Regions from separate parts of the Homo sapiens genome. Here region 1 is linked to region 2. Evidence: read pairs that join two places in POLR2A ChIA-PET (ENCODE). Cell type or tissue: OCI-LY7. All regions are shown on one strand.

Region 1 (8,000 bases), 67 kb after region 2:
CTGGTTTCGTTACTGAGAATCAAATCTCAAATTGTTTATGCCATTATTTTAAGTAAAAACTGAGGCCAGGCACGGTGGTTCATGCCTGTAATCCCAGCACTTTGTGAAGCAGAGGCAAATGGACTGCTTGAGCTCAGGAATTTGAAACCAGCCTGGGCAACATGGAGAAATCTCAACTATATAAAAAATACAAAAAATGAGCCAGGCATGGTGGCATGCACCTGTGGTGACAACTACTGGAAAGGCTGAGGTAGGAGGATCACTTGAGCCCAGAAGGCCAAGGCTGCAGTGAGCCAAAATTATACCATGGGACTCCAGCCCAGCAACAGAGTGATACCCTCCCTCCCTCCCCTCCATCAAGAAAAGGAAAATGGTCCAAAACTCTAAGTAGATATAGTCCAAAAAGAAAAGCAAACTGATTTTGTCCTTTCTTTTCACCTTCAGTAAATTTGTGAAATGTGATTTACTGTACAATTAATTATAGTATGGTTTTACTGTTTCAAATGTATTCTCTGGGCTTCAATTTCCCTAAAATTAAGCAAAGAGAATTTGCTATATGAGCTGCATGTGCCCCCAAGTAATTACATTCCATATTGCTATATCTGTAGGTTGAGCCATATAAATACAACAGTATTCAACTGTTTTGGACTCACAAGTATGCTAATTTCAAATGGTTCAACCTTACTAAATCTCTTAAATTTTATTTTCCCCTATAGACTATGTTTGGCACCAAGCGGCTTTTGTTTTCTTTTTTTTTTCTGAGAGGGAGTCTCACTGTGTCACCCAGGCAGGAGTGCAGTGGCACAATCTTGGCTCACTGCAACCTCTGCCTCCTGGGTTCAAGCAGTTCTCCTGCCTCAGCCTCCCAAGTAGCTGGGATTACAGGCACACGCCACCACGCCCGGCTAATTTTTGTATTTTTAGTAGAGATAGGGTTTCATTGTGTTGGCCAGGCTGGTCTCGAACTCCTGACCTCAGATGATCTGCCAGCCTTGGCCTTCCAAAGTGCTGGGATTATAGGCATGAGCCACCACACCCAGCCTATTTTCTTAAAATAGAGCAAAATGTTTAACATTATTATGAAAGCCAGTGATGAGAGCCAGTTCTCAATTGACATTCAGGACTGAATACACTTTATCAGACATTTTTTAAAGCAAAGAAAAAGATGATACTCTGATATGGAAACCCTCCTAAATTACTATTAATATTTCACAATTCATATTTTGGAATACTCGCAGAATTTGTACTAGCCCATTCAGCTTTATGATCCCACTTATTATCAGCTTATAGTCTGTGGCCTAAGTTATAGTTTTCACCACCTGCCTACTATGTATCAGGCCCTGTCCCAATCCTTCAAATAAGATGAACAGCATATGGACCTGCTTTTGAAGAGCTTTCAATCTGGTTATGTAAACAAGAGCTCAACATCCTTGGCTTTCCTGATTTGCTAGAAAATCTAGAGCAATGCTACCCAAAGTATGGTCTACATATCAGTGCCAGACCACAAACTTCACTACCAGTCCACCATGAGGTAATTATACAAACTGAAAGTAAATATTTAGAAACTTTCATGGAAAAATGACTATTTTTATGTCAATTAACCTAATAAAATAATCGGATTGTATGTTTTTATGTATTTTTGGTGAGGAATTGAACATTTTTTTAAAAAACAAAACTGGTCCTCAACAGACTGCTTCTTAAATGTAAGAAGCACTGCTGTGAAGGTAGACAGATTGGACAGTTCTGCTATCTTTGCAACTTAGCTCTTCTGCATTTGAAAGTTAAAATATTCGTTTCATATTAGACTTCATCAACTGGCCCCATTTCCACTATAATAAAGATCCTGGTTACATTTGATAAGGGAAAAAGGACACCAAGAAGAAAATAAGATGCTGGCTATGGAAGTCAGGAAGATAAAAGTTACTAAAAATAAGAAAAGAGAAAAAATGTTACTGCTCTTCATGGAAGAGAAAGGAAAATACTTCAAGTTGACGGTAAATTTTTAAAAACCACTGTTGTGTATGCCCGGGTCTTCTTAGATAAATAGAAGCCTTATTATTTTATCACAGGTGGCAAAAACAGGACTAATTACACAGACTTTTAATTTCCCAACTTACATTTAACAATTAAATCTTTTAATTTCCCAACTTACATTTAACAATTTTCAATTTAACAATTTGAAAATACCAAGAGAAGGAAACTGTAGCCAAAAGAAGAGTTATGGAGTAGATAGGCAACTTCATTTCTCACAAGTCTGTGTAATTAGTCCTCTTTTTGCCACCTGTGATAAAATAATAAGGCTTCTATTTATCTGATGACCTAGGACATTACTAGAGCCTTTATACATGAAGTCCAACTTTGTTTCATTTGGCACAGCTAAAAATAGAAGTGAAATGAAATACATTTTAAAGGCAAATTCATATTTCCTATTATTAGATTTAATATACAACCAACTAGTGTTTCAATTGGGTATTACTGCCATATTCTGCATGCTAATTTAACAAATTTACATATTTTAAAAAAAAGAAATTTATTTGGTTTCGTAAGTAAAATCTGGCCAAGGACAGACTCACCCAGAACACCTCTGGATGGCTTCCAAAGCTCAATGACTTCATGTACACCTACTATGTAATAATCATCATGCAAGGAAATTTCCAGTTTACTGAATGCTGTAATGGCCTATGAGGGGCAGGCAGTTTAACAGTAAACCAAGCCCCAAATCTGGCGATAGGTGGAAATGGGAAAAAAAAGAGTACACAGTGTATTAGATTTGGTGTGGACTCTGGTTAAATACATCCATAGCATGTAACAGAACACCTATGACAACTGAAGATTGAACATTCACAATTTCAAAACAGTCTCAAGCAATTGGGAACAGCTCTGATGTATAGAAAATGACTGTGCTCAGACATAAATTTGAATCATGCATACTAGGAGGTATGCTTAGCTATAAACCTAGCCAACTTCACAGCATATTCAAGGCAGCTTTATAGAATCAACTTGCATCATTAATGAAACCAAGCCTTGATACTTCAATATCAGTAATACTTTTGTGTACGTCTGAAAATCCTTTAAAAAGTTTTTTCCTTAAAAGCGAAGAACTAACAAAATATTAACTTAAAACAAGGCAACTGAGGGAGAATCTCCATGTGAGAAGGGTAGCTGGACTTTAAGGCTCCAAATCCTGCTCCTGAGATTTATTTTGCCCTTGATAACTCAACCCCTGGCAGCAACCATTTTTGCACATTTAGTAACCACTCTGGTACATTTGTAAACCTTTATCCCTAACTCTAACTGCTTAAGGTTTTTCTGGGTCATGTACAAGATTTCATACAGATTAGAAAGAGTTGGTCGTGATCACCGAATTTTTACTAAGTGTCCAAAAAGCCCTATACCATGCTGAGGATACCCACTCTTACTGTGCTTACAGTCTAGTGGGAGGCCTACAGATGACATCTACGACTTTCTCTTTTGAAGTAGTTTTAGCTCTGGTTTTTCTGAAGGTCCTATTTGGTATCTGGGCCTAGCAGACAGATCACACTGTTAATCCAAACAGTCTCCTCCAATAAATAACATATTTTATCAGAAATTGCCATCTTGAAATTACAAAATTAAAAAATATTTCAGAAAAATTTTACATAAAATTTTATTTCCATGTTTATGCTTCCATATTAAAACCTGATCACAGTAATTTCAAAATTTTTAATTATAACTCATCTATAGCAAAATGAATAGCACTCAGCCACCTGCTATTCTAAATATCAACAGAATATTTATGTAGATCTTAAACACTCTAAAGTCAACTAGCTAAAAACATAAAAGTCAGGTAACAAAGGGTACAGAAAAAGTGCTCAATCCCTCAATTCTTTTTTTTTAATTTTTTTTGAGACGGAGTCTTGCTCTGTTGCCCAGGCTGGAGTACAGTGGCACGATCTCGGCTCACTGCAACCTCCGCCTCCCAGGTCCAAGCGATTCTTCCGCCTCAGTCTCCCAAGCAGCTGGGACTACAGGCATGCAGCACCATGCCTGGCTAATTTTTGTATTACTAGAGACAGGGTTTCACCATGTTGGCCAGGCTAGAGTGCAGTGGCATGATCCCAGCTTACTGCAACCTTCACCTCCCAGGTTCAAGCGATTCTCCTGCCTCAGCCTCCTGAGTAGCTGGGATTACAGGCCTGAGCCACCATGCCCAGCCTCAATTCTTTATCACAAACACAAAAATGAAAAATATAAGACCGGGGTGTATTTTTAGTAGAGACGGGGTTTCACCATGTTGGTCAGGCTGGTCTTGAACTCCTAACCTCGTGATCTGCCCACCTCGGCCTCCCAAAGTGCTGGGATTACAGGCGTTAGCCACCACGCCCAGCCTCAATTCTTTATTACAAACACAAAAATGAAAAATATAAGACCAGGGTGTAGTGCCTCACGCCTATAATCCCAGCACTTTGGGAGGCCAAATGGGGCGGATTGCTTAAGCCCAGGCATTTGAGACTAGCCTGGGCAACATGGTGAAACCACATCTCTATAAAAAATTAGCTAGGCATGGTGGCTCCATGCCTGTAGTCCCAGTTACTAGAGAGTATGAGATGGGAGGACTGCTAGAGCCCAAGAGATCAAGACTGCAGTGAGCCATGATCACACCATTGCACTCCAGCCTAGGCAACAGAGCAAGACCCTGTCTCAAAAAAGAAAAAAGAAAATATAGGGAATGAGATGAGAGAAAGAACAGAAAAGAGTAACAAATTCTTGCAACATTTAAGTGATATGATTGCTATGGCAGCTAAGAAGCAAGCAATTCCCACTGGATAACTCCAGAGAAATAAGAAATGGGAAACACTATCTACTTCCGACTGAAAGTAGGGAAACAGATCAAAAATCTGTTGGATTTTGGAAAACAGGTTGGAAACCGAAGAAGAGGTTGAAAATCGGCTTACTTGGCCCAGCCACCATCCCATCACCAACCCTGGTGGAAGACTGTAGTTTTCCATTCTGGAGAGTGAAGCAGAGGGGTCTGGACTCAAGGATCTCAGGCACAACTGAGAGAAAGAGACTTATTCTGAAAACTGGTAGGTAAAGTGCAATTCTACATGCTGACGGCACGGTGCCCAGGCCTCTTTTCTCCTTTGACTCTGCAAGGCAATTCTGATACAAACTACCAAGACTTAGGCCTAACTTTACAAGTTAAGGGTACTATCCTTCTAAAAGAGGATACCATTTCTGACACTAATCACAAGCTTGAGGGTTCCCAAGCCACCTTCACTTCTAAACAACTGGCCAGGCTGGGCATGGTGGCTCACGCCTGTAATCCTAGCACTTTGGGAGGCCGAGGCGGGCAGATCACCTGAGGTCAGGAGTTCAAGACCAGCCTGACCAACATGGTGAAACCCCATCTCTACTAAAAATACAAAAATTAGCCGAGCATGGTGGTGTGCACCACTCAGGAGGCTGAGACAGGAGAATTGTTTGAACCGGGGTGGCCCAGGTTGCAGTGAGCCGAGATGGTGTCATTGCACTCCAGCCTGGACAACAGAGTGAGACTCCATCTCAAAAAAACAAAACAAAACAAAAAACTGGCTATAAATTCAGGGGTTCCCACTACCCCCTCAGGTTCAATAATTTGGTGGAACAACACATAGAACTCAGGAAAGTCCTATACTTACAAATATATATGTGTGTGTGTGTGTGTATATATGTATATATGTGTGTGTGTGTGTGTGTGTGTGTGTGTGTATATAATATATATATATATATTTTTTTTTTTGAGACAGGGTCTCACTCTGTCACCCAGGCTAGAGCACAGTGGCATGATCTCGGCTCACTGTAACCTCCGCCTCCTGGGTTCAAGTGATTCTCCTGCCTCAGCCTCCCGAGTAGCTGAGATTATAGGTGCGTGCCACCACACCCAGCTAATTTTGTATTTTTAGTAGAGATGGGGTTTCACCATGTTGGCCAGGCTGGTCTTAAATTCCTGACCTCAAGTAATCCACCTGCCTTGGCCTCCCAAAGTGCTGGGATCACAGGCATGAGCTACCACACCCGGCCCAATTATAGTTTGATTATAGCAAAAAGGACATAAATCAAGACCAGTGAAAATAAGAGACACCTGGGGTAAGGTCTGGGAGGGGCCCAAATGTGAAGCTTCTGCAGCCTTTCCTTGTGGAGTCAGGACAAATCACCCACCTATCACACAGGTGCAATAACAATATACACAGAGTACTGTTCACCAGGGATTCAGGGGTTCCCACAGAGTACTGTTCACCAGGGAAACTCACCCAAACTTCAGTGTCCAGAGATCTTACTGGGGCTGCATTACGTAGGTATGAATGATTGAATAACTGGTCACATGATTTAACTCAATCTCCAGCCCCACCTTATCCTCCCCGGAGGTCAGGGTGATACTGCATGGGTGAAAGCCCCAACTCCTTAATCACAGTCTTTCTGGAGTTACCAATCCCCATCCTGTGTCATTCATTAGCATAAACTATCTAGGGGCTCACTATCAGTCACCTGGTTGGCAAAAACTATAAAGTATGATCTGAGGGGCCTAGTGTCAAAAATAAAGACACTCCTATCACGGAAGAAATTCCAGGATTTAAAGCCTCTGTCCTAGGAACCAGGGGCAAAGGCCAACCACATTCTTTATTATACAACAGGCTCCAAGAACACTGGCAGCAGGACTTCCAAGCAGAAGTAGTGGAAAATTCCTCTCTGAGGAGCAATCCGACCAGGAAAATAAACTTAACAGATACTGACTGTAAGGTATATACCCCAGCATCATATGACTAAGTTCAGTAGGCCTTCAGCTATGCCCATACTCACAAGGCCTCTAATCAACCTCTTCGTGTATCACTCTTAAATATAAATAACAGTAAAGAAGCATTAAATATTTGAAGAAAACTCCAATGTGAAAGAGAACAAAATAAATAGAAAAAAATAGAAATTTACAGGAACAAACAATTCAGGGAGTTTTTTAAAATTCAAAATATGACCTATAATTATCATTATCAGAAATAAACAAGAGACCACCTACATAACAAGTACCAACTCCCTACTTGTTTAAAGGAACATTAAAGACAAATGAGAAATTAATATCTGGAAATAAAATAGCAGAAATGAAAAATTAACACAGCAGGGTAGTTGAGAAAATTTCTATAATGATAGCCAAAAAGGCAAAAAGATAAAAATTGAAGAAAAGAAAAAAAGGAAGAAAATTAAAGAAATCAAGCAAGAAGGTCCAACCATGAATAACAGGAGTTTCAAAATTAGAAGAGGGAAAAATATGGTATAGAGGAAATTATCCAATAAATTATACAAAAAGATTTCTCAGAATTGTGAGAAATGGGAAACTTCTTTTTCAAAGATTATAAAAAGTCACAATTTTTTACCATAAGATTGCTATCCACTATTAGTATATATATATTCCAAATCAGCTGTCCTAGCTTGCTCTGGCACGCCTGGACAGAGCTAGACAAGCCCCAGCCCACAGTCCATGCCATTCCGTATTTGGAGATGTTTCCTTAACTATCCCTGGGCATCTTCCTTTTCTTTCTTTGTTGTGTTCCCCTTGCCCAATTTAAAAAGTTTTAAACTAACAGCCAATCAGGTAAAGTGTAAAATGTGAGGTCCTATTCCAGCCAATGGAAACTGGACACAGCAGCAGGGTAGATGTGTCAGGTTATAAATAACTCTGTCTCCTTTGTTTGGTGGCTGGACAGCTACTGAGTAGCACCTTTTCTGCAGAAAGTAAAGCTCACCTTGCTGAGAGATCATTTGTTCCCACATTAATTCCTTTTTTAGGCAACACCAAAAACTTCATTTCCAACAATTTGGTGCTCCAACGTGGGGCTCCCTTTCCCCTCTAGGGCAGTCTCTTGCCCTCCCTCGTGGGGAGGCGCCCCACTGCCCTTTGCGGCAGCCCCCGGGAGAAGAGAGCCAGGACACACCTGGTGCGAGCAATCTATCTGGACTCTCAGTAACGCCAAAAAGAAGGAGTGGCTTAC
Region 2 (8,000 bases):
TTTACTAAACTTGAAAAGATTCCATATTAATTTAGCATTGTTGTCTCAAGAAGAAAAAAATCCCTACACCTTTTTTCTAAGAAACCATCCTAACTTTGTGTGTGTGTGTGTGTGTGTGTGTGTGTGTGTGTGAGAGACAGGGTCTCACTCTATCACCCAGGCTGGAGTACAATGGAGTAATCTTGACTCAATGCAGCCTCCGCCTCCCAGGATCCAGACATCCTCCCACCTCAGCCTCCTGGGTAGCTGGGACTACAGGCACATGCCACAACACACGGCTAATTTTTTGTATTTTTTTTTAGAGACAGGGTTTTAGCATGTTGCCCAGGCTGGTCTTGAACCCCTGAGGCTCAGGTGGTCTGCCCACCTCAGCCCCCCAAAGTGCTGGAATTACAGGCATGAGCCACCATGCCAGCCCTGCTTTTTTTTTTTTTTTTTTTTTTAATTGAGACAGAGTCTCACTCTGTTGCACAGGCTGGAGTGCAGTTGGCATGATCACATCTCACTGCAGCCACAACCTCCTGGGCTCAAGAGATCCTCCCACCCAAGCCTCCCAAGTAGTTGGGGCTGCAGGCATGCACCACCATGCCCAGCTAATTTTTGTATTTTTTGTAGAGAGTGTTACACCATGTTGGCCAGGCTGGTCTTGAACTCCTGGGCTCAAGTGATCCACTTGCCTAGGTCTCCCAAAGTGCTGGGATTATAGGCATGAGCCACCACGTCTGGCCAAAAAACCATTCTACCTTGATTGCTACAGCTTATACACATACTCTGGCTCTCTCTCAACACACAAACATAGAACTGGGAATCCTCACCAATCAGAGGTCACTATCAATAAAAACTTATTTCAATTGCCTGAGCAGTTTTCAGTTGAGCTTTGAATTCTAGCCTAATAAATATGTATTGGAATAAAGGGAAAATAAGTATATTGTGAAAACTTCTAGAGAAACCATTAAATGAGAGGTGCCATTTCTTTTCTTTAAGTATCAGTATACAAAATAATACTATTCAGTTAAACTTATCATGAATGCCTACTCCACTCTATCCAAGGCCCTGTGCTGCAGAGGTCTGTGCTGTAGTAGTGTGGATCTTCAAGCTTAGACCTGCACAAATTTTTATCTAAATCAAATACTGAAATCATATCCCAAACTTCCTACATGCTTCACAGAAGGAAACATAAGAATTAAACATGTGAAATGATTATCTTACACAGAATAGTCATTGGATAACAGTTTTTGGCTGTCATGAGAGCAAAGATGATGATGAAGCAAGTAATTTGAGCCTCATGCTGCTAACAGCTTCACTTATTGCTTGGTTCTCTTTAATGTCTGTCTAAACTGAAGCTCTCACAGTCTAGTATTCAGAAACATAGGATGAGACTTTTTTTTTTAAAACTGTTTCTCCTTAGAAATCAAAGGGCAAAGGCAAGTCAGGTATTTTGTACATTGAGAAAACCTTACCAGTCATCCATACACATAGTGACTGGCAACTATACTGTGTATTTTATACTATAACAACTTCCTGGTCAAGGTAGATATGGCCCAATTACAAAATGATGAGTTGAGCCTTAAACATCTGAAAACATTTAGATGTTCATGAATAGTTGAAGCAAAAATGACAAAATTTTAGCAAGTAATGAAATTAGTGGTAGGTACACCAGTCTTCACTGTATTTTTCTTTTCTTTTCTTTTTTGAGACTGAGTCTCACTCTATCGCCCAGGCTGGAGGGCAGTGGCACGATCTTGGCTCACTGCAACCTCTGCCTCCCGGGTTCAAGCAATGCCTCAGCTTCCCGAGTAGCTGGGATTACAGGTGCCTGCCACCACGCCTGGCTAATTTTTGTATTTTTAATAGAGACGGGATTTCCAACTTGGCCAGGCTGATCTCGAACGTCTGACCTCAGGTGATCCACCCACCTCGGCCTCCCAAAGTGCTGGATTACAGGTGTGAGCCACCATGCCCGGCCAAGTGTGACTATTAATGGAAACAAAGAACCAAACTAAAACAGTCTCCTACCTAACATTTCCACCCCAACAGGCTGAATTTCAAATCCGTAACCTCTTTTAATACATTTCTTTTTTTTTTTTTTTTTTTTTTTGAGACAGGGTCTTGCTCTGTTGCTGAGGCTGGCTCACTGCAGCCTTGACTTCCTAGGCTCCAGCGATCCTACCACCTCAGCCTCCCAAGTAGTTGGCACTACAGGTGCACACCACCAGCCTGGCTATTTTTTTTACATTTTTGTAGAAATGGGGTCTCCCTATGTTGGCCAGGCTGGTATTGAACTCCTGGCCTCAAGCAGTCCTCCTGCCTCGGTCTCCCAAAGGGCTGAAATCACAGGCACAAGCCACTGTGTCCAGCCTCTTTTGATATATTTTTAACTTCAGTTTTCATCATAAATGTAGAGGACAAGGTGGGCAGTCACACCATTTGATGAGTTTCACCCTCTCTAATGTGCTATCTAATATAACCACTAGCTGAAACCTGGAGTTCAAATTTAACAACTAAATGTAGTAGCTTGAGAGCAGGGCAAATCAAACAAATATTTGAAGTATTTATATCTAAGGTACTTCTTTTTAAGAAGTAGCTTAACATTTTTTTTTTAATTTTACAGATGGGGGTCTTGCTGTGTTGCCCAGCCTGGTCTTGTACTCCTGGGCTCAAGCAGTCTACCTGCCTCAGCCTCCTGAAGTGCTAGGATTACAGGCGTGAACCACTGTGTCCAAAAAGTAACTTTTAAAAAAGATATTTTTCTGTTCTCTCCCAAGGCTATCCTAATTCAACATTTTCATTCCAAAAAATATTTCAGACTTGCCTTTGTTCATTAACTGAGGAGAAAGGTAAGTAAAAGCATAATGAAAGCATATCCTGTATCAGCAGAAGTCATCTTAAAACTATGGTTTCCTCATTCATCTCTAGTAGGATATTACCCTTTATACCAGATATTCCTGTTTCCAAAGAAAAAAGAAGTAAATCAGGTCTGGTAAAATTAATTTCTTTTTTTTTAAGCTAGTACAAAATAGTAACCAAATACAGCTAAGTCATAAATCGTTCAAAAATCTAAACCTAAGATGTAAGTTAAGGTACATTTATTTATGTCTGTTTTAAAGAAGCTAAACTGGCCAGGCAACATGGCTCACGCCTGTAATCCCAGCACTTTGGGAGGCCAAGGTGGGCAGATCACCTGAGGTCAGGAGTTCAAGACCAGCCTCACCAACATGGAGAAACCTCATCTCTACAAAAATACAAAAATTAGCTGGGCATGGTGGCACATGCCTATAATCCCAGCTACTCAGGAGGCTGAGGCAGGAGAATCGCTTGAACCTGGAGGGTGGAGGATGCAGTGAGCCAAGATCACGCCATTGCACTCCAGCCTAGACAACAGAGTGAGACTGTGTCTCAAAAAAATAATGAATGAATGAAGGAAGGAAGGAGTGAAAGAGAGAAAGAGAGAGAGGAGAGAAGGAGAGAAAGAAGCTAAACCAACAGAAAAAGAGCAGCAAGGGGGAAATCTATAGGGATGTATGAGGTTCCACCAAAGTAAACAATTATTAATTTCAAAGAACATGCCTGAAGCTTTGAACAGCAGATATGATTTTTTATTTCCATGAGTCAATGGTTTGTAGGTTTTTTCCTTAATTTTATTTTGTTTTAGAGACAGGGTCTCGCTCTGTCATCCATGCTGGAGTGCGGTGGCATGATCATAGCTCACTGCAGCCAGGAACTCTGGGGCTCAAGTGATCCTCCCACCCGAGCCTCCTCTGTAGCTAGGATTACAGGCGCATGCCACCACGCTTGGCTAATTTTTACATTTTTTGTAGAAACAAGGTCTTGCTTCATTGCCCAGGGAGATCTCGGCCACCTGGGCTCACGTGATGCTCCTGCCTCAGCTTCCCAGAGTGCTGGGGTTACAGGTGTGAGCCACCACACCTGGTCATGAGTCAGTGGTTTCTGGCACAGTCAGATTTGAAGTAACTCTTCCTGTGAGCATATTTACAAAATTCATACATGCTGGATAGTTCTTAATAACCTGACAATCAATCACAAGCATATTCTGAGTCTTTTCTACATGTTCAGTACAAGATATATAACACACAATTTTATACTCAAAACTTTTCAAAAATTTAACTAGGGAAATAATAAATTGTATGAAGTGTTAGATTGTGTTATACATACTAAAGTGTTAAAGGCATATAAAGACAAGGTAGACCAATGTAGCAGAAAAGAGCATTTCACAGAAGCAACAATCAACTAAGTATTGTTAATGTGATAGTGGATGTTCTCAAAAGCAAATTTAAAGGGAGCTAAAATAACCCAGTTTCTGAGATGTCAGACAGAGATAATCTGAGTAAAGATCACTGGAATCCCACCACACAAGCCTTTCCCTGTATAATTCGTTAGAGATCAAATTCCAACTCCTCCTGAGAATGTGGAGCTATTTTTATTTTAAAAGCCACTGATAACCACAAAGGTCTTCAAAATGAAATTCATGCAAATCTAGCATCATGAAAACAAGTAATCAAACAAAATTTACTTTAACATAAACAACAGGCCCCCAGAGAAAAGACGAGCCCAATGTAAGATGACAGATACCCTGGCTCCTCAGTTTAATGTGAAACAAAAAACCAGATATGAGTTAATCCATTTTAATTACCAACAACTTTCACTGGTGAAGCACAGTTAGAAACAAGCAGTATTTTTAGTCAGTATCCTACCAATGAGTATTATGCTTCTTAACAGCTTCAATCAAGCCAATTAATGGGATAGAAAAAGTATCTATGCTCTGTAGCAACAGAGTTGGGTGCTTAAAAGATCAAACACAAAACAGTAACTACTGAATGCATTTGAATTCCTAAGTAAACCTAATTTAAAAAGAAAAAGTACTCAATAAACATAGTATCATTTATTTAGGATTTAATTATATTTTGTCTTCTGTTATACAGAGGCCTAGCTCACTAGTATTGGGGCTGGTTGTGTCTAACTAATGTGAGGACTTAAGGAATAGTTGGTTAAGGGGCTAGAGAATAAGGTCAATTGCCAACACAGATAAAAGAGTAGTGAGGCAATGATCAGTATGGCCAGAATATAGAGAATTCAGAGGATGTTTCACAAAATCTCAAAGGTTTACTTTGCCTGCATTCTCTCTCTTATTAGTCATTTGGAATTCTATTTAATGATACTAAGTATCATCCCTTTTAAAAATAATTGGTACTTTATCAAACTAATACTAAAACAAGAAGCACCTGTATCTATAAACTGTAAACCTAAATCCAAACCTGGGGGGTGTAAATGAAAAAAATTTAAGAGGTTACACAGTCACCTAGAGTACTGTATTTTTACCAAATTGTAAAATATATTGTTTTTTTCTAAAATTCAAAATAAATGGTAAAATAACTAATACATTTTGGATATTATCATATAAATACTCAAATAAATGTTAAAACTGAGGCTTCTAAAGCTTCAGCAAATATTTTAAGTATATAGTCTATTAAGAGACCGTATATGACAAAAGAGATAAAAAGTGATGTTTAGAAAAGGTAGAAAATACCACAACAACATATGAAGAATTCTTTCCAAGAAAATGAACCTGAATCTCATCAGCCTCTAGATTAGCAGAGTTCCCAATAGGGGCAATTTTTGCCCCCAGGAGACACTTGGCAATGTCTGGAACACTTTTGGTTGTCACAATTGGTGGAGGGGGTGCTGTTGACTAGTGGCTAGAGACCTGCGATGCTGCTAAACATCTACTGGAGCTCAGAAAACAATCCCCAAACTGTAGGCTTCAGAAGCAGCCGCAGAAGCTAAGTTTTTTTCTGACTTCTGCTCTCCTGTCTCTTAGTCCCATTCTCCCCCGAGGTCAGCCACAGAAACTAGAATCCCCCTTCCCCAAGGTGGGTCATAGAAATCAGAACCCCTTTCCTCAAAAACCAACCAGAAAGCCTAACAATACCCTGTGTAAAAACTGGCCATAAAGAAATGAAATGACCTACCTTGTTTCACTGTGGGCCATAAGACCCCCATCCCAGAGAGAGCCCTGCCCACACCCAGAAGGACGAAATGCATGCTCTGAGAGGGCAAGAAGAATCTCAACAGACAGGCTTTGCTGGGTTTCCCCATTAAGTCTATTAGCATTAGATCATACTCTTTTTGTCCAATCATGTTTCTACATGGCTGTCCATACTTTGCTGGACCTAAGCATGAAAATGAACAATTTCCCTATATCTTTGGATCTTTGTTCTGAAGGCTCTCGTGTATACACGTTAAACAAATGTGTATGCCTTTTTTCCTATTAATCAATCTGCTTCTTGTCGGTAATTTTTCAGCAAACCACTGGGGCCGAAGGGCTTGGCTCCCACACATTCTGCAAGGCACAGGACAGTCTTCTACAACAAAAAAATTATCCAGTACAAAATTCCAACAGTGAGAAGTTGAGAGAACCTTTTCTAGGTCTAACAGGAAATACAGGTGTCAGAGAAACATGCTACAGAACTTCATGGGGATGCAATCAGCAAAATCCAGAACACAGGAAACTCTAATTTTCTTTTCAAATGTGATAATGATTACTATATCATGGTTATATATGTAAAGAAACAAAGTTTCTCTTTAAATGATTAAATAAATAATTTTTGGAATTTGCTTCAAAATAATCCAATGGGCAAAGAAATATAGATGAAAACAAGAAGGGATATGGGTTAATAACCATTGAAGCTGGGTAATAGGAATATAGGTACATTATATTATTTTATTTATGCCCATATAATGGATACATTATATATATTTTTTCTGTTTTAAGTTTCCATAATAAAAAATTTTAAAGGGGGTAAAAAAAGACTCCATATATCAAGACAAAATTGGAATCTAATAAAGTGAAATTAGATTTATCTAAATTTGTGAACTTTATGCATACACATATCCTGTTGTATTCTTGGGCTTGTAATTTGATACCAATTGGTAACTGTGCCCAAAGAGTATAACAATTAGATTTGGATATCTAATTTAAAAAAACAATATGAATTTAAAAAACAGTATGTACATCTCATAACATTATTAGCATTTCTATTCTTAGGTACAGTGGATATCTAGCAGTATCTCATATATATGAATCTTCTATCTATAACCATTAAGAATCATTACAAAATAATCATATGGTAGCTAAATAGAATTCTAGCATCCCTTTGGAGAGTCAACCATATCTTCCTACCTATCTCATAAATTGATGGTGAAGCCAATTTCCTTTATTTTCTGGCAACCAGAATGCTACTAGTAAGAAAGACCATTTAGATAAAAGCAGCCTAGGGACAAAAACTGGCAGTTTTTAGGACATCAGTACTCTCACAATAAAAATGAACTTAAATAACTGAAATGAAGTATTCATCAAGCAAGTGTTCATACATTTAGAACAAAATCAGGAAATATTTTAAGTGACTATAATAAAATAATTTGACTATATCTCATTAATGAAATGTATTCAAAGAAGAGTCACTAAAGACAACTGTAATATTAAATTTTATAATCCATCCAATGTAGTAGAATATAACACCCTTTTGGGGAAAAAAAACCTATCCAATAGTTTTATTGGCATCATTATTTTAATCCTTTTTATTTTCCTTTTTTTTGGAGAAAGGCTCTCACTCTGTCGCCTAGGCTGGAGTGCAGTGACACAGTCATGGCTCATGACCTCCCAGACTCAAGTTTTTGTCAAAATCTTCAGTTAGAAGGAAAATAGTACTGCTTTTGAATTACAAAAGACATAGTTACAGTTTGGATAAAGCATTAAAAACTATTTTTTTAAAAAATAATGTTTTGCTAAATTATTACAAAATATTAAAGTGTATCAAGACTTACCCCTACCCAGTGATAGTTCAGAGAAAGCTATCATCTATCTTCTCTCAGAAAACAACACACTTTCCTTTTATATTGAAAAAAGAAGACCTTACTGCAAACCTATGCAGAAGCTTAAAGACAGAGTAATCATGCTGACAACCTGTCCTCTGCAAAGATTC

The links. Peaks named below come from ENCODE experiments on the same cell type or tissue, not always from the same donor. Only the 100,000 strongest peaks of a DNase experiment are listed, where the experiment ranks them.
Region 1: POLR2A ChIA-PET joins it to region 2 with 16 read pairs; 2 of 35 experiments call an interaction of 5 or more read pairs at or near these places.

What each region holds. Positions count from the first base shown.
Region 1 is chr2:61,960,921-61,968,920 of GRCh38, reverse strand. All of the region lies in intron 1 of COMMD1 (copper metabolism domain containing 1), which reads right to left. Among named protein-coding and RNA genes, the nearest start is that of COMMD1, 59 kb to the right of the region's middle. In OCI-LY7, no CTCF peak of the experiment used is centred here; no DNase peak of the experiment used is centred here.
Region 2 is chr2:62,028,187-62,036,186 of GRCh38, reverse strand. All of the region lies in intron 2 of COMMD1 (copper metabolism domain containing 1), which reads right to left. Among named protein-coding and RNA genes, the nearest start is that of COMMD1, 130 kb to the right of the region's middle. In OCI-LY7, no CTCF peak of the experiment used is centred here; a DNase peak (open chromatin) is centred at 3,856; H3K27ac peaks cover 624 bases.